Linked DNA regions of Homo sapiens: regions 1 and 2 are each linked to region 3. A link is a loop called in an ENCODE intact Hi-C map of the cell type or tissue named here. Cell type or tissue: MCF 10A. All regions are shown on one strand.

Region 1 (8,000 bases), 51 kb after region 3:
CTCCCCAGTTCCCATGGCTCCTTCCCTCACTGGCCTTGATGCTAGGCTCCTGGCTCACAATAAAAGGATGTATAGAGGACACAAAAATAAGTGGACGTTTTAAATGAACTATTTTCCAGTGATAAGATCTGGGACATTATGGGAAAAAAAAGTCCAAACTTACTGTTTTTCGACAGTCCTCAATGCACACTAAGAATTCTATCTTACTTTTTATGGAGGGGCCTCTACAAAATTATTTATACTTATATACAAATATATAGTATATGCTCATGTTATTTTTCTCTGTAAATAATCTTTTTAATCTTTACACAAACCCTCTGAGGTAGGTATTGCTAATGTTATTTTTCCATTTTACAGGTAGACTATAAAATACATTCACTGGGTGCCATGCTCAGGCCATGAGTGATTAGATTAAGGCTTGGAAAGCAGTGCTTAGGGCTTTGTATTTAATGCCCTTCCCACCCCATACTGCTGTTTCCATGATTTTCAGTGTAGTTAAAACATGAACTTACAGGTTAACTTTTCCTGTCCAAAAAAAAAATATATACTTGAAATTTTGATTTTTCTACCTGATATAACTTAAATACAAAGTTTTATGCTATATTAACCTATCTGGGAAACATTTTCTACCCTACATGACATTGAAGCATGTCAGAAATTCTGAATTATAGCACAAAATTTTATACTTTATAGCTCTGGTTTGTTTTATTACTTTTAAAAAACTATAATACCCACGGACAAAAGTGCCTATCTCATACATGTGTCCCTCAATATATTTTTCACAAAGTGAATACACCCATCACAAACTGATCAGCATCCAAATCAAGGAAAAACACAGTACCAGCTCCCTCAGAAGCTTCACTTTAACCCCTTTCAGTCATTTCCCACTCTCAGCCCCACCCCCCAGCCCCCATCCCAGCATTCTCCTTAAAGCATGCGATGTAATTGTGTTCTTAAGTAAACAGAAACCTCAGTAGGAACCTTTGCTCTCTTGTTCTGTTCCTTAAGAAATATGAAAAGTGTTGCCTTGGGCCAGACCAGAGTCTGCACCTGACTGTGCCATGCCTGACCAATGAAACAAAGGGTCCTTTTGTGAGAGGTCAGGCCCATTCACTTCTTTACTGTGATCCTAACGCAAGACACAGACATATACTGACCATTTCAGACTACCTGTTTACATCTTCTTAGATGGTTCTAGTGCCAAGAATGTACTTAAACTTTACTCTTTCTTTTTATAAAATGACAGTATTCTGCCAGTCACTCCCAAATTGTTTCAGTTTAAAAGGTAAGTGCTTTCTGTGACTTCAAGTAGTCGTCCAGATGTGTTTAGAATAATTTTAAATGTGCTTAGTCTGTGAGTGCTATGATGTGATTTCTAGTGAAAATGTCATTTTCTAATAGCTTTCTCAAATTTAGAAAATGATATAGTTCCAAAAGTTCTTCATTGTTATAGATTGTTTAAAGTTAATGAGTAAAATTGTAGTTTGTTATGAGTGTTTTACTTATTTCTAAAATAAGGTAAAACTCCCACGTGTCTTTTTATAATAGCATGACATTATCCTGTGGTTACATGAATACCTCAGTTAACAAGCCCAGTTGGAGTTGACCCAGGTGCTAGGTTAGCCAAGCTTCCCAAGTAATTGAGGATTATGCTGGGAACACAGCTCACTGATCCCTCCCTCTGTGAAAAGAGGGGCATAGTCTGAAATTCCTTGTCTCAGGAGCACTGTTCTTTTTAGTTAACCTTTCATTTATGTATATTTATGCAGACAACTATCAGTCATAAGTCTTAAATCTAGTAATCTTCCCATTCCCTTTCAAAGTGAAGTTGTTTCTGATAATTTTAGCTACCCATAATGTATACCTGGCTAGGCATGATACACAATATAAGTCACTCAAAAGGGGAAATCAGGCTGGGCGTGGTGGCTCACGCTTGTAATCCTAGCACTTTGGGAGGCCAAGGCGGGAGGATCACCTGAAGTCAGGAGTTTGAGGCCAGCCTGGCCAACATGGCGAAACCCCGTCTTTACTAAAAGTACAAAAATCAGCTGGGTGTGGTGGTGGGTGCCTGTAATCCCAGCTACTCGGGAGGCTGAGGCAGGAGAATCGCTTCAACCCGGGAGGTGGAGGTTGCAGTGAGCCAAGATTGTGCCACTGCACTCCAGCCTGGGTGACAGAGTGAGACCCTGTCTCAAACAAAAGCAAAAAACAGGCGGTTGGAATCATGCAGACAAAAACAAAGCTTAAAAGTAAATGATAACTACCTCATGTTAACCCTACCCAGTCTAATCAATCATCATTTGAAATAGCTGTCTGCCCTGGTACCATGTTCCTTTCTCCCACATTCCTCTCTTGCATACATTGCCTCATGACCTTGGATTAACCTAAATCTAATTCTTCCTGAGTAGCTTCTGAAACTCTTTTTAAAATCTCAAAGCTTTATTTACTTAGGGCTTCCTGTCCTCAGTGGGAATGCTATTAGGCCACGCCTTTGCAATTGGCCTGAGGATGACACTAATGTTTACTATTAAGGTGTACTGTATAAACATCCTCTTCCTAGCCTGGACTCTCGCATTTTATATTTTTACCAGAAGAAAGGTGAGTTAAATTTTAGAGGCATTATTTTCCAACCACCTACTAAAGATTCTGTTGAGTATCAGTCAGGCTTTATCCTTAGCCAGACAGCTACTAGAAAGCTGACCATCAAAAGCTAATTACAGTGTTGAAGGGGATATGGTCTGAAGCAAATATTGCCAAGGTGAACTTTGTACAAATGTTATTTGAAGGAGTAAATGGCACTGATAACTGCTTCACATATTTTAGAAGCAGTTATAATAAACTTAATTATAATAAACTATAAAGTTATAACTTTAGTGAAGTGTGTAAATGAAAAGTATGGGGGGGAATCTAATGAGAAACCTAATATCTTAATGACAATCAGAGTATTTCACCCAAAATTAGAAAGTTAAAAAAAAAAAAGAAATCTCAGTGTAGAATAAAGGCTGAAACTAATATTTTCTGCCTATACTTAATAAGCATTCCATGATTTACTATCAGTCTATCAAATCCATAGACAGCCTCTTTTATCGTTTGGATTAGCTGGCCAGTAGCCAGACAGAACAAGTTCTGCCTCTGTTTGGTTTTCCTTCTGCTTTTAATAACCATGAGCAAACCATTTAAACTGTCTATGTTCCTTTATCTTTTTTCCTGGAATGTAAATAATTATACTTATCTTCCTCATGACTGTCAGTGAATCGTACTTCTGAAGTGATTCTAAATCCCTATATTTTGGAAAATGAATATAATATATAGATATGATTATGTTATAATGCTACAGTAGACAGAACGCTTTTTAAACTTTTCTCAAGGTTGAAAGCATTGTGAGACAACCAAGAAAGAGTATTTATTTTTTTTTTCCATTGTAACCTTGCCATGGGTGCTAGTAAGAATTTTGGAAATCCTAGTCATTGAAATAGAGTGGCATGCGTAAAATCCTTGTTAATACAGTAACTTGATATTCAGCATGGACTGTACAGTATTTTTTTCTTCGGCTTCAATATTTGAATTAATATTTTCCTGGTTTTTTTAGATGACACAAATTATTTATGACAGCAATATCAAATCCCTCGTTTTTTAACAAGAAAATCTTACTCTTCTCTGATGGTCAATTTTGTCACAGGATCATGAATTTTCTAAAACTGAGGAACTAAAACTAGAAGATGTGGATGAGGAAATTAATGCTGAAAATGTGGAAAGCAAGAAGAAAACTGTGGGAGATGATGAAAGTGTTCCTACAGGTTATCACAGTAAAACAGAAGGAGCAGAAAGAACCAATGATGATAGCTCAGCTGAAACTATTGAAAAGGTATGATGATAGATGCTTAAATCCTGAGATCCTGGGAGAAAACATATGGGTTCTCTAGTTTCTGCAGAGGACAGATTCCAGTTGCCTTTGGGATCAGAAATACTCCCATGAATACATGAATACATGAATTCATGTGCCATAAGAGAAAGGCTTTGGCTTATTTGTGAACTAAGCAAACTTTGTCTCTAGCACACTTTCTAGAATGCTGCTTGGTAGCATTCTGCCTCCCGCATGAGTGGAAGTAGAATGGTATGGGCCAGGATAGTACACCGTTGGGAAATTAACCAAGAAGTTCAGCACTCAGTCCTTGAAATGCTGAAAGTGCAAAGTTAGGAGCCCTGGCACTGGTGGCAGAAATGGGGTGTGTATGTGTACACACACCTGTGTATGTTTACATGTGTGAATGATTGAAAGTTGGTCACAGCAGTATTTGAAGTTGTGATCAGTTCTTCAAAGGTGCAGTCTAGACAAAATTATGTATAGAAGGAATAGGAGAAGATATCACTAAGGAAGCAAAAATCACCCTGAAAGTGGAGCTAGAGAAGCCCAAAACATAATCTCTTCCATTGGCAGTTTTGACTGAGAGTGACCTTGCTAGGAGATAGTTTGTAGGTTTGAAATCATTTGTTTGCTAACACTACTCTGGATTAACTTCAGAAGTATGGAATTCCGCAACCCAAAGTGAATGACGTTGTACTGATTCATCTTTATTTTCATTTTTTGAACCTCTCATGCAGAACACTGAGTCATACCTTCTAGTATGAAACACTCTCATCATTGGTCTGTTGCAAGGCTCTTCTCATGTAAATGTATTCTCTTTTAGCTCCATTCCCCTTCCCCTTTTTCCCTAACATAGACAACCACTGAAACATATTTGTCATTTTATTTGAATGTGTACTTGTGAAACATGTTTTGTGTGCATACATTTTTAATTTACAAATTGGTATTGTGGTAAAGGTCATTCTTTTGCTTGGTTCCTTCTTTATCCAAGACTCCTTTCTCTCACTAAGAAAAAAAATATTCTAGCAGTTACTGTTTTATTTCAGAAGGAGAAAATGATTCTGTTTATAGGGAACATTTATGAATTCAGGTTAGGGTGGTCCTTAAGATTATTTAACATAGAAATCATTAAATACCAATTTGACATTGTAAAATGTTGAGACAAGTTGTATGCCAATTAGCGTTCATGAATCTTCTTTGAGGAGAATTCTTGAGTCATACAGTTTTTTTAATCACACAATTTTAAGCTAGGAGGACATTTGCAATCAGTCAGCATCTAAGGCCCCTCACTTTACAAGAGCTCAGCAAAGTGAAGTAATTGTCACATGTTTATGTCATTAGCTAGAGGCAGACTCTAGAACCTGCTTAAAGATTCAGACTTAAGTTTTCTAGAACAGCACAAAAATATTTTTTGTTATATTGCTTTGTTATTGTTTATAGAAAGAAAAAGCCAACCTAGAGGAACGGGCCATTTGTGAGTACAATGAAAACCCAAAAGGTATGAGCACATTTGATAACATACATATATACATACATACATACACACATATATATGTGTATGTATGCCATAATTGGGTAATTATAAGCTTACATATAAGTTTACATATATGCTATAATTTTTACTGTCACATGATCCTCATAACAAGCTATGAAATATGTGATACAGACTTATCTGTTCTTATATATAACCACCACAGCTTCTTCACATACAAATATTGCATTATTCATGGCTACTTATGTGTCAATGTTAAGGAATTTTTTATTTTTTTTTGAGACAGAGTTTCGCTCTTGTTGCCCAGGATGGAGTGCAATGGCACGATCTCAGCTCATTGCAATCTCCACCTCCCAGGTTCAAGTGATTCTCCTGCCTCAGCCTCCCGAGTAGCTGGGATTACAGGCGTGTGCCACTACACCTGGCTAATTTTTATATTTTTAGTAGAGATGTGGTTTTGCCATATTGTCCAGGCGAGTCTCAAACTCCTGACCTCAGGTGATCCTCCCGCCTCGGCCTCCCAAAGTGCTGGGATTACAGGCATGAGCCACCACACCCGGCTGGTGTTAAGGAATTTAAGTAGCCTTTTTACTACCTTTTTTCTCTCTATTAAATCAGTATTATTAAATCAAGCTTTTGCCCCAAATTCCAATTTATATCTCTAGTGCACACTGCTAGACTCCATTGCCCAACCAAGTTGGGACTACTGGGCTGGCCTAAAGCCACAATGGCCACCCAGTTATTTACCCCCGAGGGCTCAGACCTGAGTGTCTTACCGTAGATACTGAAGAGAAGTCCTTTCCCAAGCCTACCTATCAGTGTCAGAGAGCAGGTGCTGTGGAATAGAGGAGACTGTGATTGCCCTTGAGATCTACATAATCTAGACACAAATCATCTGTGTTTCTGTAGTATGACTCCCACATTGTTTCCACACCATCACACGGCAGTATGATTGTGTTCTCATAAAAAAATAACTATCTGTAATACTGGATATCTGATCTAAACTTAAGCTGAAGAATGAATAGTTTCCTTAATCCTGTTCCTTTTAACTTCTGCCATAAGAGTAGTAAGTTTTAGAATATTTTAGGCAAGTGTTAAAAAATGTATCACCTATAAGTATTCTTAACATATAGCCTAAAGCACTACAAAGAAATTAAATATAAGCTTAAAAGTAGTTGATAATATAAAATTAAAACAATGCATATGCTTCACAAGTATACTTTGAAGATAATTATTCAGATATAGAACATGTGGATTAATTTGAAACACCAAAAAATAGCATGTCCATTTGAGTACAAAGAATGTAATTATAACTAGGTTAATTTTTAAAGTAATTTGTATTTTACAGAAGTCTTCTCTAACATTGACTATTACCTTTGTAGCTATATTTGGATACTGGTCATCTAAACATTTACAACTTTGGTGAGGTCATTCTGGGCTTTTCACTTTAACTCAACTTTTCAGGAAATATGCAGTGTAGATGTTGTCCACTACTCCAGGGGTGAGCTCTTTTCGTATTACCCCACAACTCAGGGTTCATAGAGTTTCACTGAGAGCATCAGGTCTTGTCTTTTTCCTATTAGTTAAAACTAGTATTTCTGAATGATCCAATTGTAGGATACATGCTTGATGATGCAGATAGCAGTTCATTAGAAATCCTAGAAAACAGTGAAACAACACCAAGCAAAGACATGAAAAAAACAAAGAAGGTAAGTGAAATGAATTGTCTTTTTTGATCCTTTTGAATTCAATTGTTTGTTTTACTTTTCATATGGCAATCCACATAATTTAACTCTCTTAATATGAGTTTTCATGGCCCCAAAACCTGAAGAATTTCAGGTGATGTCGCATATTTTTAATATACTACCTTTCCTTTGGTTAGCATTTGAATGATGATCTTCTTTTCATCCTTTTACTTTAGCTTATGTTTTAGATGTGTCTCTTGTAAATGGCCTATACAGCTGGATTTTGTCTTTGACATTTTTAACATGCATACCTAAAATCTAAAGCTCATCAATGTTCCTATCTTTTTCCCAAATAATGCCAGGACCTTAGAAGAATTTTCTTGCCTATCACCTCTTCTTTCTTATTTTAGAAGTTATGGTACCCAGTATTTAAAATTTTTTAACATCACAAATCGTATGTTTTTAGTATTTTTTATACTACTTTTTTACTCAGATGTCCCCTCTGGAATTCTTATTCTTCCTGAAGAAATATTTTGGAAGTTCCTATCACAGATGTCTGTTGACAGTTAAAACTTTTAGTTTCTGTTCACTTGAAAATGTCTTTATTTTACCATAGTTCTTGAATGATAGTGTGGCTCGTTGACAGTTATTTTCTCTTAGTATCTGCTCCCATTATTGCTGTCTATAATTTTGCTTTAGTATAATTGCTGATAACTTTGTATATAACCTGCCATTTCTCTATGGCTGCTTTTTAGATTGTCTTTGGTGTGTTTCAGTTCACTATGAGATGCTTAAGTATGGATTTTTTTTTTTTTTTGAGATGGAGTTTCGCTCTTGTTGCCCAGGCTGGAGTGCAATGGCGCGATCTTGGCTCACCACAATCCTGCCTCCCAGGTTCAAGCGATTCTCCTGCCTCAGCCTCCCAAGTAGCTGAGATTACAGGCATGTGCCACCATGC
Region 2 (8,000 bases), 67 kb after region 3:
ATTATTTCTCTAGAGACTCTTGCTGAATCCTAGATTTTTAATGATATGTCTCCAGTGGAGGCTCTTTGTGATGTTAAAACTTTCATTTAATGTATCTCCAGTTACATCAAAGCAGGAATTTTCAGGGCTATCTTTTTCAGTATCCTAGACACAATGAGCAAGTATTAAATGTTAAATGATGACTAAACAAATGATCACATCTACACTTGTAGTGTTCAGACAAGGATTTGTTTCTCAGAAATTTGTACGCACATGCTTTAAGGTTAAACTCCATTTTTTAAAATACTTGCCATATGCTTCATTGCAGTACAATTCTGTTACCCATATGCTATTATAAATCCATAAAGGGAAAACAAAGTCTTTCCATGAGCAGGGAAGACCCTGTCTCTTCCAACAGAACACCGTCAGAAGCATCCAAAAGGGGAACATTTGGTCAACTAGTATTATAATCATCAAGGTTGGCAACAAGAAAGAAGTTATTGTCATAGACCTCTACCCACAGGAGACCCAAGTGGCAACAGGATTAGAGATAAGATGCAGAATAATTATTATGGGACAGAGCCATACTGATTTCTGTATTACGTTCCTCAACTTGAATTCCGAGATTTTCTGCCCACTTTGATTCTGTGAGGCAACCAAAATCGAAAGTATTTCCATACTTAATATTTCCTTTTGCCGGGGCCTGTGATTTAAAGATTTCTCATCTGATAGTAGTTGTTTAAAAAGCTTAGAGTACCGGCCAGGCTTGGTGGCTCACGCCTGTAATCCCAGCACTTTGGGAGGCCAAGGCGGGTGAATTACTTGAGCCCAGCAGTTTGAGACCAGTCTGGCCAACATGGCAAAACTCCATCTCTATGAAAAGTACAAAAATTAGCTAGGCATGGTGGTGCTCGCCTGTAATCCCAGCTACTCAGGAAGCTGAGACAGGAGAATTGCTTGAACCTGGGAGGCAGAGATTGTAGTGAGCCAAAGTCACACCACTGCGCTCCAGCCTGAGTGACAGACTGTTTCAAAAAAAAAAAAAAAAAAAAAGGCTTAGAGTATCTTTTTAGACAGAACTTTAACATGTGCTTTACTTTTTTACCTTGTAAGAATAAGAAACTAGCAAGTAAAAACAGGAGGCAAATCAAAAGGTTGGAAAATCTTCATCTCAGGAATGAGGGAGATACTTTATTGAATTGAACAAACAATGCATGTAAACCAGGAGTCACATAACTAAATTGTTTTCAGTGGCTGGGCAGGTAAGCACATTGGAGCTGCTGCCAGTCTGTTCTAGCTGGCAATTGCTCTGTTTCCCAGTATTGTGCTCTGATTGCCAGCCCCTCAGCTGTTTTAAAAAGAAGCTGGAAATCTGGGTTTTTATATGGATAACTCATTCACATACACACGTGTGCATGCACGCGCGCGCGCGTGTGTGTGTGTGTGTGTAAACTTAGAAAGGGCCAAGCCATAACTGCAGGCTAAATTTGGCTCTCAAGGGGCCAAGTTGTGACCTCTATTTTAAACAAAGTACATTATTTTGGCAAGAGAAACTAGTTTACAAGGAAAACATGTTGAAATAGGCCCTGGATTTATCTTAGTTGTAATCTTTCCTAATTTGATCTGAGATTTTAAGCATGAAATGAGAGTTAAAGAATTGACTAGAAAAGTGATCATTCTACTAAGGTAATTGAAGTTTCCTGTTGCATACAGATGCATACTAAGCCTTCTTTTGAGTGTGGGGAGTCAGGATCATGAGGTAGTGCAACTGTATTAAACAGTGAAGTAGAATGTTTCTGTTGGAAGAAGCTACAATAAAGTTCAGAGACAGCAGACAGACTTGATAAGCAGTCCCTCTAACAATTGTGACAGAGAACTACTTTGGCATAGTGTTACTGTACAATACTAATCACCGAAAACATCAGGAAATGTTATCCTAACCCTAAAAATATTCACTAAAACTACAACATGAAAACTTCTCTGGCACGGCAAGCTGCATTCCCAAATAGTTCCACTTGCTTCTATTTTCATCTGGTATGTATACTATGTATATTATAATAGATGAGATGTCTTAAGTAGCAGTGGGCTAGAGAACTGTATCTAATTTTAAGGAATGTGTAAGTGACAATAAGACACTTTTTATTTTTACTTAAGAAAGATCTTATCTGGTTCAGTGGTAAAAATCTGTCCCATCCTGGCTAACATGGTGAAACCCCATCTCTACTAAAAATACAAAAAATTAGCTGAGTGTGGTGGCAGGCACCTGTAGTCCCAGCTACTCAGGAGGCTGAGGCAGGAGAATGGTGTGAACCTGGGAGGCAGAGCTTGCAGTGAGCCGAGATCGCGCCACTGCACTCCAGCCTGGCTGACAGAGCGAGACTCCGTCTCAAAAAAAAAAAAAAAAAAAATCTGTCCCAAGGTGAACACCTTTTTAATATTCTAGAAAATCTTTTGAGGTTTAAAAGCAGTCTGTCCAAGTAATTTGTTCAGAACCTGTCAAAATAGTATTACACTACTTTTAAAGTTTTTACAGAATTTCCCCTGTGGACACAAAGGTTATTACAACAGCAAAGTTTTCTATTGTATTGTTTTTAGCCTATAATTACTTAAAAATCATTAAAACTCTGTGCATATGAACATTTGATTTTATATTTTTAGGTAACATATGTTACAACTTGCCATCAGATTTATATTAACTCCTTAATTATTGCAATTATTTAATTTACTGCATATAGCAATTAATTAGAAAATTAATATAAAAGTTTAAACCAATTGGAGAAAACTTTAAGCAAAAGATAGACGTATAAGTTGGTTTCCTCAGTAATTACTAGATAAGACTTTAGAAATGAAAGCTGGAAAATTTACTCTAAATATGAAACTTGTTTATTTAAAATTAATCTGTTGTGGTTTTTAAAAACTTTTTTATTTTGAAATATTTCAAATATACAAGAAAGTATAATATAATAAATACCCATGAACCCATCACATAGATCTTTCACTCATACTTTGCTATGTTTGCTTCATGTTTTAGCTAGACATCCTGACATTCCAACCCTAAATATATCAGGATGCATTTCAACAAATGACATTTTGTGCATTGTCCTGTGTAACCACAGTGCTCGTATCTTGCCTAACAAATTTAGCAATAATTTTCTAATGTCAACTGCTACCCAATCTCATATTCACATTTCCCTTGCTTTTCTCAAAATGTCTTTTACAAGCTGGTTCATTTAAACTGGAAATCAATCAAGGTCCATGCCCTGCATTTGTTTGTTAGTCTTTTAAGTCTCTTTCAATCTAAAAGAGCTCTTCCCATATTTTTTTCATGGCATTGACATTTTACAAACAGGGACAGTTGTCTTGTAAAATGTAATCATGCATTTAAAAGCAAGTGTCTAGGTTTCTAGTAATTCCCAGTAAGTGACTCAGACCATCCTACCACTGGGAACAGATAGAAAATTTGGACTAAAGTATATATATTAAAACAAATTTGAAAGTATCTGAATGCTATCAGGACAGTAAAGAATTATGAGGTTCAGATCACCTGAGGTCAGGAGTTCGAGACCAGTCTGGCCAACATGGTGAAACCCCGTCTCTATTAAAAATACAAAAAAATTAGCCAAGTGTGGTGGCATGCGCCTGCAATCCCAGCTAATTGGGAAGCTGAGGCAAGAGAATCGCCTGAACCTGAGAGGCGGAGGTTGCAGTGAACCGAGATCGAGCCACTGCACTCCAACCTGAGCAACAGAGCGAGACTCTGTCTAAAAAAATAAATAAAATAAGAATTATGAGGTCAAAATTTGGGAGAGAAATGAAGCCCAAATAGATGTGCTTGGCACATGGGGCTGTTTTTCACCAAGAGGTATTGGTTGTTTCTGAAGTTTAATATTTTCAAGGAATTAATACAAAAGAGTGAGGATTTTAGTAGAAAATGGAAGCTGTGAAAAAAATAATGAATTTTAAATTCTAGAACTAAATACAAACAGTAAAATTAAGACATCAGTGTGTGGATTTACTGATACATTGATGGAAAGAAAGTAAACTGAAAGAGTCCAGAAGAAAATATGATGTGAGAGACAAAATGATGCAAAATACAAAAGATAGTTGTTGAGATATTTGTAGTAGTATGACAAGGTCAAATATATGTGTAATTAGAATCCCAAAAAGAGAAGAGAGAATAGAACAAAAGCAATAGTTGAAGAAAAATTTCTGAGAACTTTTCAGAATGAAAGGCCACAGCCCAAAGACTCAAGAGGCACTAAAAACCCCAAGCAAGAAAAATATAAAACAACACTAATTCATAATAAAATTACTTAACACCTGTACTAGAGTGTGACTCCATTGGTGATGTTCGTTGACAACTTTTAAGCCCACTCCTCCGTTTCCCTCTGCCCTACATCTGGGCAAGCTAACAAGAAAGCTCAGGTGCTCCCTCCTTTGGTAGTAGCTGGAAGTTCAAAACACTCAAGCCTCAGCCTGCATGTGGGAACCTTTATCCCAGCCCCACCCCTCAACTACCATAAAAATCCCAAGCCAGTCTTCTCTATTTTCTCAAGACATTTTTCGACCAGCTTAGGATGCGTGCATGCCTGCTTTCCCCAGTAAGACTCATTATGTATGTAATAAACATTTTCATACCTTCTGGATGCGTATGTGACATCATCATAAGTAAATCTTGTGTTGGGGGGAAAATCCATTTCACCTCTGTGAGGTGACCACAGCACCACCAAACATAAAAATATTGAAAGCTGTCAGGAAGAATGGCATATTTAAAGGAACACTATGAAGACATAACTGACTTCTCAACAGAAACTGTGAAAGCCAAAAGGTAATGTAATTATTTTTTAATGTAATGAAAGAAAACAGGCCATGTGTGGTGGCTCATGCCTGTAATCCTAACACTTTGGGAGGCCAAAGCAGGAGGATCACTTGAGCCCAGGAGTTCGAGACCAGCCTGGGCAACATGGCAAAAACCCATCTCTACAAAAAAAATACAAAAACTAGCCAGGTGTGGTGGTGTGCTTTTGTAGTCCCAGCTACTTGGGAGGCTGAAGTGAGAGGATCGCTTGGGCCTGGGAGGTCAAGGCTGCAGTGAGCCAAGATCATGCCACTGTACTCCAGCCTGGGCAACAGAGTGAGACCCTGTCAAAAAAAAAAAACTGCCAAATTAGAATTTCGGATCCAGAGAAAATTTATTTCAGAAATGTAGGTAGCAGAGACATTTTAAAACAAAAGGTGATATTTCAAAGGGATACCTGCACCCCCATGTTTATTGCAGCACTATTTACAATAGCAAAGATATGAAATCAACCTAAATGTTTATTAACAGATGAATAGATAAAATGTGGTGTATATATACACAATGTAATATTATTTATCCACCAAAAAGGATGAGATCCTGTTATTTGCAGCAACATGGATAGAACTGGAGGTCATTATGTTAAGTGAAATAAGCTAGGCACAGAAAGACAAATTTCACATATTCTCACTCGTGTGGGAACTAAAAGTGTTGATTTCATAGAGATAGAAAGTCGAGTGATTGTTACCAGAAGCTGGGACAGGTGCATGGAACGAGGATGAAGAGAGGTTGGTTAATGGGTACAAACATATAGACATAAGATGTACAAACATATAGATAGAAGGAACAAGTTCTAATATTCAATAGTAGAGTAGGGTGACTATATAATTAACAACAATGTATTGTATATTTCAGTATCGTTAGAAGGGAGGACTTGAAATGTTTCCAACACATAGAAATGATAAATACTTAAGGTGATAGATCCCCTAAATCTGACTTGATCATTACACGTTCTAGGCATGTAATAAAATACCACACGTATCTCATAAATATGTACAAATATGTATCATAAAAATTTTAAAGACAAAAGGTGATATTTGTCACTAGCAGTCTCACACTAAAGTAATATTAGATGTTTCAATTCCTTTAAGGCAGTATTCCTCAACCAGGGAGATTTTCCCTCTCCCCACCCCAGCGGACGTTTGACAATGTCTGGAGACATATTTGGTTGTCACAACTTGGAGTGGGGAGGTGGCGAGGAGAATGCTACTGGCATGTAGTGAGTAGAGGCCAGCGATACTATATCCTACAATGCACAGGATAACCCTGAAAACGAATTTTCCATTCCAAAGTGTTAATAATGCTGAAGTTAAAAAGCCCTGCCCTCAAGAAAGGAAAACTTAGGTTCACACAAAAACTTGTATTCAAATGTTTTATAGAAGCTCTATTCACAATCTCCAACACCTGGAAACAACACAAATATCTTTCAATAGTAATTGGAAAGCAAACTGTATTAGGTCTGTATAATGGAATGCTACTTAGCCTTAAAAGAAATAAATTGTTGATATCTGCAGCAACTTGAATAAATCTCAAAAGCACTATGCTGAGTGAAAGAAACCAGTCTCAACAGTTTACCTACTGTATGATTTCATTTCTATGAGAGTCTCGAAAACACAAAACTGTTAATGATGGATAACAGATCAGTGGTTTCAAGGGGTTAAGGGTGTGAATTCAAATGGGTATTATGAGGTAGTGTTTTGAAATGATGGAATGGTTTGTGTCCTAATTTTTGTGATAAAGCATGAAACTTTAAATGTGTAAAATTTATAAAACTGTAGAACTGTTTACACAAAAAGATCAGTGTTATTACATGTTAATTTTTTAAGTACAATCAAACTATACTTTAAAACAACCCAATCCAGGAAAATAAATTATATGGCCCCAAAACAATGAGGTCAGATAATCTGGCTTCATCTAAAGATAAAATTTGGGTTATCTTAGAGTAGTGGTTCCTAGCCAAGGGTATATGTAAAACACAAGGAAGTTTTTCAAATATAACTGCCTATGTCTTATCTACTTCTGATTCGCTAGGTCAAGGCTAGTCTTTTGGGATATGTATCTTTTAAAATAGCTTCCTAGGTAATTCTGACACAACACTAAGAATTGAGAATAACTGATCTGAACTTACAAATTACTATACACCTTCAGAATGTTATTTGTCACAAATAAGCTTCTAGTAATAATTAGCAGAAATTTCCAGGTTATATTCTCTGAAAGTCACTGGCTGTATTAGCCTGGGAGTTTAACTGCTATAACAAAGACACTCCAATTATGAGTTATTAAACATGATAAATGTTTATTTCTTGTTCACATGATAGTACACTAAGGGTGAGTAGTTGGCTTTGCTCCACACATTCAGGGACCTTAGCATCTATCATCTGATGGCTTTAGCATTTTCCTTGAGCCTTGGCATTTTCCAGGCCTGAAAGTGGCATGTATCACTCTGCTCACATTCCACTGGCGTTCGATGACATGTGCCCAACTTACTACAAGGGAAACTGGAAAGTGTAGGCTAGTTGTGATCCCAGAAAAACAAGGAAACTACCACAATGGAATATACCTACTATATGTGCCAGTGAAGAGTCAATCCATGTGCTTTCACAATTAACTGAGTGAAGGAATATGACATATTTATTTTAATACTTTTTATAATTTAAAACTCATTTTTAGAAGACAATTCAAACAGCATAAAACAGTCAAGTTTTCTCCAAAGCATAAATGTGTTTTGATTTTCCTCTAATTCAGTCTTCAGGAATCTCTCTGGGGAGTGGCTATAAATTTTAGCCCTGCCCTGACAGAACTCCCGGGGAAGCTTACAAACTGCTTTTCATGGGACACCACTTTTTATTTTATTTTATTTTTTATTTTATTTTATTTTATTTTTTTACATGAGAGCATTTTACTGGGTCAAGAAAGACACAAAAAGGATCGTGGGTCAGGGGTGGTGTTCACAGGGTTTGAAAATCTGATTCCTTCCAGCCCAGAGGATTTAGAGACCAGGCTCTTCAGGGAAAAAGCCAGGAGACTACATGTGGTCACAGCGTTGCCAGGCCAGGCGTGTGTGGAGCGGGAGAGGTGCTGATCTAGGATGACAAGATGTCAGGGAGGTAGGTACCGAGATGGTGGGACTGATCAGAAAGCAGGTGTACATGTGCTGGGGGCT
Region 3 (8,000 bases):
TTCTAGACCAGCCTGACCAATATCATGAAACTCCATCTCTAAAAAAACAAACAAAAAAAAAAAACAAAAAAAAAACAAAAAAAAAATTAGCTGGGTGTAGTGGCGGGTGCCTGTAATCCCAGCTACTCAGGAGGCTGAGGCAGGAGAATTGCTTGAACCCGGGAGGCAGAGGTTGCAGTGAGCCGAGATCATGCCCCTGCACTCCAGCCTGGGCAACAGAGGGAAACTCTGTCTCAAAAAAAAAATACTATATAGATAACATTTATATCCTGTTATGCTAGAAATGTATCTCCTCCTAGCTAAGGCCAGCCCCTCTACATGGGGTCAGGATGACACCTCCTCCTGGCTTAAATTATTATTTTTATAGGTTTATTGACCCTCAGCCTCTGCGTATTTGAGAACTTGCTATTCATTAATTCTGCCATTCAACAGATATTTATTGTGTAGCTATTATGGGCCAGGTAATAGTCTGGCACTGGAGTACAACAATGGACAAACCTCCCTGCCCTCATAGAACTTGCATTTTAGTAAGCTATGTACCAGACATAGTGCTATGTTCTGGCCAAAGAGAGGTAGTGCTTGCAATGCAGGAAATGAAAGAACTCAGTCTAGTGGAAAGACAGCCACAAAATCACATCACACTGTATAATAAGTGCTGTGATGAGGCATGTGAACGTCCTTGATGCATGAAGGGGTCATGTGGCCTCATTGCAAATTTGGAGAGGGCTCCCAAAAAAACACAACACAGCCTCAGAATTGAATGATGATGAAGCAGAGATTGCTAGGGGGCTCTTTGGAGGAGGCAAGAGCATCCTTGAAGATGTGTGTGCATTGCTGCATGGACTTGTAGGGGACCCTCAAGGGTCCACACACTTTCATACTGTAGAGCTCATGTGAATTTGCAGTACAAATGTGGCTCTGGAACTGACGGTTCAATCCTGCATCTACCACTTGATAAATATGGGACCTTGCAAAATTATGTGATCTCAACCTCAGATTCTTCTTCCCAAAAATGAGACTGAAGTTAGTACTTCATTTAGGGTTCCTGTGAAGATTTGATGAGATCAACTATGGTGTGCTAGTTTTCTCTTGCTGTTGTCACAAATTACCATCAACTTGGTGGTGGCTTAAACAATACCCATTTATTATCGTACACTATTGTAGTTCTGAAGTGTGAAACGGGTCTCACTGGACTAAAATCAAGGTGTCAGTAGAGTTGCATTCCCTTCTGGAGACTCTTGGGGAGCATCCACTTCCTTGCCTTTCCCGGCTTTCAGAGGCTGCTTGCATTCCTCCGCTCATGGCCCTTACCTTCATCTTCACAGCCAGCGCTGTTGTATCTCTCTGACCACTCCTGCATCTTCACATCTTTTTGTGACCACAGCCTGGAAAGGCTCTTCACTTTTAAGATTTCATAGGATTTAATTGGGCTTACCTGGTTAATCTAGAATAATTTCTCCATCTCAAGGTCCTGAATCCAGCATCTCACAACTGCAAAGTCCCTTTTGCCATGTAAAGCAATAGACTCACAGATGCCGGAGATGATGGCATTATTGAAAACTAAAGTACAGGGTGGGAGCAGGCCCTAGCACAGGGGCTCAAGAGCCCCTTTACAGAATTTTCTGGGATTTTATTACCCTCTAGAGGTTTCCCACTGGTTACTTGGTGCCATTCCCAAGTAACCATTGGTATATTTCCCATTGGTTACTATGTAAATGAACTAGTGGCCTTGCAACCAATCAGAGGCTGAAGTGTACTTACAAAGGTTACACCCTATTCAAACATCTGATTGGTTGTGGAAAGCAACCAATCAGAGGCTAAAGTGAAGTTACAAAGTTACACTCCCATGCAAATGTCTGATTGGTTGCAAAAAGCAACTAATCAGAGATACTTTCAATTTTCCGTCTGCCACGCAGAAAAAGGGGGTGGGGGTTGCAAAGGGAGTAGCCTCTGGTTCTTTTGTTACTTAGGTATGGAAAGTTGGGGTTTCCTTTTGATTTAGTTCTAGGAAGTCAGCATGAATTGGCCTTAGCTTTCCTGCCTCCCGACCCTATTCTACTGCCTCAATTCTACAGTCACTTTCCAGTGTTGCAAGTATCTCAAGCCTGCTTTCACTATATAGACCCAGTCATTCCTCAAATACGTGCCTCCTTCTGGGGCTTCTGCTCACCAATTACCTGCTCAGCACCTCCAATTTGATGTCTTAGTGTGCTCAAGGATGAACTCATTATGCTCTTCTTGCCCCATTTACCTAACTCCAATGTCGCCAGCTCTTTCCTCAGTGTTCCCCATCTCAGTAAATGGTGCCCCCCTCCTGCTATTTGCTTATGTTGGAAACCTTGGAGTAGGGCTGCATCAATATCTTCTGGGATGCTTAGCACCAAAATGTGCCTTACTGTATTTTGAAATAAAAACAAATGACTGCATATTAAAAAGTAAATCTTTAAAAATTCTCATTTGCCCGTAGTAACAATTATGATACTCTAAAAATGAATATCAAATCCTTTTCAAAATAATTTAGGGCCCTATCTTTGCTGTTGCTCTAAGAACTATTTGGTAGTCCAGCACTGTCTAGGAGTCAATAGTCAGAAACCATTTCCTGTTGATTCTAAGACCTAAAATATTTTCAAATCTGCCTGCTCCTCTCTGGCACCAATGAACTGTACTCCAAGCCATCCTGACCACATGTCTGAAATTCTGCAATAGCCTCTGAACCCTTCTCACTGCTCCAGTTTATTCTCTACAAAGCATCTAGACCAGGCAGAATGATTTCAGGGACACACATAACTGATCCTGTCCTGTTGTTCTACTGCCTAAAACTTCTCAGTGGTTTCACATTGTCTTTAGGATAAAATCTCAGATCCTTAATAGGCCCAAGACCTTGCCACCTCGCTAGGAACCAGCCTCGCCTCTTGGTGTTCCTGGAAAGAGTCAAGCTCCTTACAAACCTTTATACACAATTTACTCTCTGCCAAGAGCTCTCTCCCCCTCCTGGCTTATCTTTCTCCAGTTCTTAGATTTAATGTTCTTTCTTCAGATAAGCCTTTCTTAACCTCCTACACCAGGTCAACGCTTCTTGTTAACCACTTCCTTAGTAACCTCCACTTTGCTTTGTAAGTAAATGATTATTTGTGTAACTAATAGTTTAATGTCCCCTCTTCATGTTAATGCAAACTTCCTGAGAAAGTGTTGGTAACACACAAGAGTAATTCAGGGATCCCTGAATCCAATTGTGTCTGATTCTAGGGCCCATGTCCACAACTACCAAACGTACGTAAATCTGCTCATTCTGGAAGATGGCTTTTTGCTTCTTTATTTCATGATAGCCAAATGTTGATGCATGGGAAACCCTGCATCATATAACATCGCTGAGCAAATTCTAGAGCAATGATGTTGGGCTACCCCTTTGTGTATGTTCTGTGAGTAGTGGACCATATACACCTCAGCTTTTACTTTTGTTGACTACAGGCTGGACTAGCTGGACTAGCTGCCCACATGCTTAAACAGAGGTAACATTAACCACTTTACAGGGTTGTAATAGTACTCATTTGTCCAATAAATACGTAATGAGCATTCAGTATAGGCCAGATGTTGGTTTAGATGCTGGGGATATCTTTAGCAGAGTGCTTACCTCCTTTAATGTTCCAGCTGGTCACTATTACTAGTAGTGTCATAATTGTGTGTCGATGCTTGCTTATGTCACGGAGTATGGGATTTGTGACGTTTGCCACTCATGGGCAGGGTCCCTGCGGCGCCTGGACCTCCAACGGCACAAGGGCGCGGACTCCACAGCATCACTGCGCGGCGTGGCCGCCTCTCTGCTCCAGGCCGCCAGAGGGCGCGTGGTCTCTACTGCCCCTCCGCTGTGCCTGAGCCTGCCCCTTACCAGCCACCCGGCCTCCGTTCCCCTCCCCAACGGCGCCTGTCCCGCCTTGCATTCCCAAGCTCCGCCCCCGTTGCCCGTAGCGGCTGTTTGTTGACTTCCGGGAGCGCGGTTGTAGTTGATCTCCGGAGTTTCGCCATGCGGAACTTGGGGGCTTTCGCGGCCCGCGTCGGTGCGGAGTAGCTGCTTTAGCCCCGACCAAACCGTCCTCTACAGCCTCCTGGCCCCGGCGCAGGCTGCCCGTACTGCCCGTGGCATGAGGGAGCCGGAAGAGCTGATGCCCGGTGAGTTGCGCCCGCGCCGGTGGCGGAAGGCCGGGAGGGAGGGTCCGCGGGCGGCCGGGCCCCGCCTCCGGATCGGCCCTGTAGGGGGACAGGCCCCAGGCTTGGCAGCCGGACTGGGGCGGGATCGCTGGTTGCGCTCCCGCGAATGACTGAGGGCAGAGGACCGGACGGGAAGAACAGGATGGGGGAGAACGGGAAAGAGGGTGCCTGTCTTTCGTATGCTTTTTAAATAAGCTCTTGATGAGCTTCTTGAAGGCAGGGACACTTTTTTTTTTTTTTTATGAGACGGAGTTTCACTCTTGTTGCCCAGGCTGGAGTGCAATGGCGCAATCTCGGCTCACCGCAACCTCCGCATCCCGGGTTCAGGCGATTCTCCTGCCTTAGCCTCCGAGTAGCTGCGATTACAGGCATGCGCCACCACGCCCGGCTAATTTTATATTTTTAGTAGAGACGGGGTTCCTCCATGTTGGTCAGGCTGATCTCGAACTCCCGACCTCAGGTGATCAGCCCACCTCGGCCTCCCAAATTGCTGGGATTACAGTCGTGAGCCACCGCGCCCGGCCAGGGAGGGACACTTTCTGTAAACTCCCCAAAGTGCGGACTCCAGACTTGTGCACTTTGGAGGTCCTGAGCTCCCGGTTATGTATTGAATGCAGTAAAGAGTGAGTGATCAGGGCTGTGGGGTAAAAGGGGATACAGGAAATAAATTGGACAAAGAGGGAGAAGAGGGACCCTTTAGCGAGTGTTTTTTAGCCTTTTTTTTCCTGAGCTCCATAGTTAGAAATACTTTTGACATTGTGACCCGATACTCCATATATACCGTGTAACAGAAATAGATGTCTGGTGAAGCAGTCCTTGTTCTATCCACTTAGATTCCACACACACCTTTTTGATAATGCATTCTTTTAAAATGCTGATCGTGATCCACTGAATTGATTTTCTGGCCCACTAATAGGTCACGACCATTTTGAAAAAACACTGGGTTTGAGCAGAATCATACCTTCACTGAAATATGTATGTTTTCTTCCATGCTCCTGGCCGGAACTGACATTCCTGGCCTGCAGTTCACAATTTAGTGAGACATACAGGAAAGTAAACAAAATGACCATATAAATTGACAGTAGATATTACAGGGCCAGAGCAGAGCCACCAAACCTTGGCTTGGGATGAGGGTATCAGGGAAGCCAGGGGAGCCAAGACAAAACAGTTAAAATGTTAAAGTAATTCATTCTGGGGAAACTCAGAGTCTGTTCTAGATCCTAGTCTCCCAACTCAATTATTAGTTGGAACTGAGATGCCTCACAGTGGTTCTCAAAAAGTTGTCCACAGTGGCTAGTCTCTTGCGTATTAATATTTATTATTAATACTTATATTCGCTATGTTTTCCTTTCTGGTACGAATTAGTTTATGTGTGATCACCCACCTTGGGATTTCCCCAAAAGCTGGACCTGGCCTACTATTTGGTGTATGTGTGTGTTTAAATGGTTATTGGGAAATGGTAGGGGTTTTTAGTCTTTCTTCAAAATGACGCTGTGCCACAACAGTTTGTGAATACTACTCAGATCAGGTAATGACTTGATGTAAGAATGTTAAAATCTCAACATCCCCATGTACTCCTCTCCCAATCTCCTAGGACCGTGGCATTTTGTGATGATGTTTTGGGGGGAAAGATAAACCGTCCTTTCCCATGTACTGTTTCTGGAAAGAGAAAAAGACATCTCTATAACTAACTATAGTGCATGAGTAAGATGAGAATTAGAAACTTCCTGAGTAGCTGTGTTGAGAGGATCTTTTCATTTTATAACTGGATCCCTAAACATTCTGAATTCTCAGAAATCAGGAAAAGCTAAAGTGCTCCTTTGTTGACGACTTGGTAACCTGTCTTTTATATTAACAATGTTGAAAGTTATATTTGACTACAAACTCTCCATTATGATGAATTGGTAAACAAAACATTCAACAGTTACGAATATACATGTGTGTAAGGGGGACCTTTTCTGTGTGAAAAGTAGAACACACAAGGGCTACTTTGTGCTAGGCAATATGGGTAGTGCATACCCTCTGTAACCTTAGAAAATAGTTGGAAAAAAACAACATTTGGGGTAACAAATGGTGAACTCTGTGTTTCAACACAGAAAAGCAGTGACTTTTTTTTTTTTTTTTTTTGAGACGGAGTCACAGTCACACTGTCGCCCAGGCTTGAGTGCAATGATGCTATCTTGGCTCACTGCAACCTCCGCCTCTGGGGTTCATGCAATTGTCCTGCCTCAGCCCCCCGAGTAGCTGGGATTACAGGCGCCCACCACCACGCCCGGCTAATTTTTGCATTTTTAGTCGACACGGGGTTTCACCACGTTGGCCAGGCTGGTCTCGAACTCCTGACCTCAAATGATCCACCTGCCTCGGCCTCCCAAAGTGCTGTGATTACAGGCGTGAGCCACCACTCCCGGCCGACATTTTTAAAGTATAGCTTTTTATTGCTTTGTGATGACCTCATCTTACATATTGTGCTACCTACCAATCTCTCTAATCAAACTGTTACACAAATCTTGCTGATTTGTGTAACAGTTTGATTAGAGAGATTGCTAGGTAGCACAATTATTTGCCATATAAATTCTACAGATCACGTAGTTCAGAGAAGCCAGTGATCATTTCCAACTCTTATGGTAGAGGAAGAGTTTACAGAGGTAGCTATTGAGCTAACACTTTGAGGATGCTAGGCTCTGGGCTAAGTTCTTTATACATGTCATCTCATTTAATCCTTACAACAACCTTTGAATACCTAATTGCCTTTAAAGCCTATGGTTTTTTTTCTAGCTGCTTTCCCTTAGTTCGAATGAAAGAGATAGTGGTGGAGTAATTTGTTTCTCTCTGTGCTGTCTCCGGTTTTATGGGTATTCATTGGGATTACCAACAGAGAAATTAAGAGTTCACCATTTTGGCCGGGTGTCATGGTTCACGCCTGCAATCCCAGCACTTAGGGAGGCCGAGGCAGGAGCCCAGGAGTTTGAGACCTGAGCCTGAGACCAGGAGTTTGAGACCAGCCTGAACAACATGCTAAAACCCAGTCTGTGCAAAAATTACAAAATTTAGCTGGACATGGTGGCACACGCCTATAGTCCTAGCTACTCCAGAGGCTGAGGCGGGAGGATTGCTTGGGCCCAGGAGGTCGAGGCAGCAGTTAGCCGTGATTGTGCCACTGCGCTTCAAGCTGGGTGACAGAGTGAGACCCTGTCTCAACAAAAATAAAAAGAGTTCACCATTTGGGCTAACATTGTTTCCCTTACATGAGAACACTGGAGGTTCCTTGGAAAAACTGGACCAAAGAAAATCCAAATTGACTGATAGAGACTCTCCCCATGGATAGCCTGATGATGTTAATGAGGAAACGAAATACTGTCCTGTTTCTGTGTGTGGAGAAAAGCTCTCAGTCAGAGGCCAGACCATGAGGTGTTAACTAGAACAAGAATAGCACAGATTGTGCCATTTCATTCCAGGGAATAGACATCTACTTGGTGACAGCAGAACTATTAGTAATAGATGACTGCCTTCCTTGTGATAGTATATTTCTTACTTTATACCAGTATATGAGTAATACATGTTCAATTTAGTAGATTTCATAGATAAAACTAGAATGGAGTCTGAGGAATAAGAAAGACTGAATTAAGGTGGAAGAAGGAAGGCTTAAACATTGCCAGAGTGGGGGCAAAGCTGTCATGAGACAAGGGGTTTGTATGGATAAATTACTCAAAAGTTATTTTAATAACAGGCAACATAGTAAAAGTTATAAAATAAAGACCGTCTTATATTTGCAGATTCGGGTGCTGTGTTTA

The links. Peaks named below come from ENCODE experiments on the same cell type or tissue, not always from the same donor. Only the 100,000 strongest peaks of a DNase experiment are listed, where the experiment ranks them.
Region 1: it touches region 3 in a loop (7-fold over the local background); 18 of 110 quality-filtered maps call a loop at or near these places.
Region 2: it touches region 3 in a loop (16-fold over the local background); 18 of 110 quality-filtered maps call a loop at or near these places.

Annotation. Positions count from the first base shown.
Region 1 is chrX:38,272,452-38,280,451 of GRCh38, reverse strand. It overlaps a transcript of RPGR not described here. Among named protein-coding and RNA genes, the nearest start is that of RPGR, 51 kb to the left of the region's middle. In MCF 10A, no CTCF peak of the experiment used is centred here; a DNase peak (open chromatin) is centred at 4,581.
Region 2 is chrX:38,256,856-38,264,855 of GRCh38, reverse strand. No RefSeq gene overlaps it. Among named protein-coding and RNA genes, the nearest start is that of SRPX, 40 kb to the right of the region's middle. In MCF 10A, a CTCF peak has its summit at 4,389; a DNase peak (open chromatin) is centred at 4,425.
Region 3 is chrX:38,323,507-38,331,506 of GRCh38, reverse strand. RPGR (retinitis pigmentosa GTPase regulator) reads left to right here and starts at 3,998. Exons shown (of 15, transcript NM_001034853.2): 1 at 3,998-4,167; 2 at 7,983-8,000. The coding sequence starts at 4,140. It also overlaps a transcript of OTC not described here. RefSeq lists a silencer at 4,060-4,309. In MCF 10A, a CTCF peak has its summit at 3,827 (motif pointing right); DNase peaks (open chromatin) are centred at 3,916 and 4,266.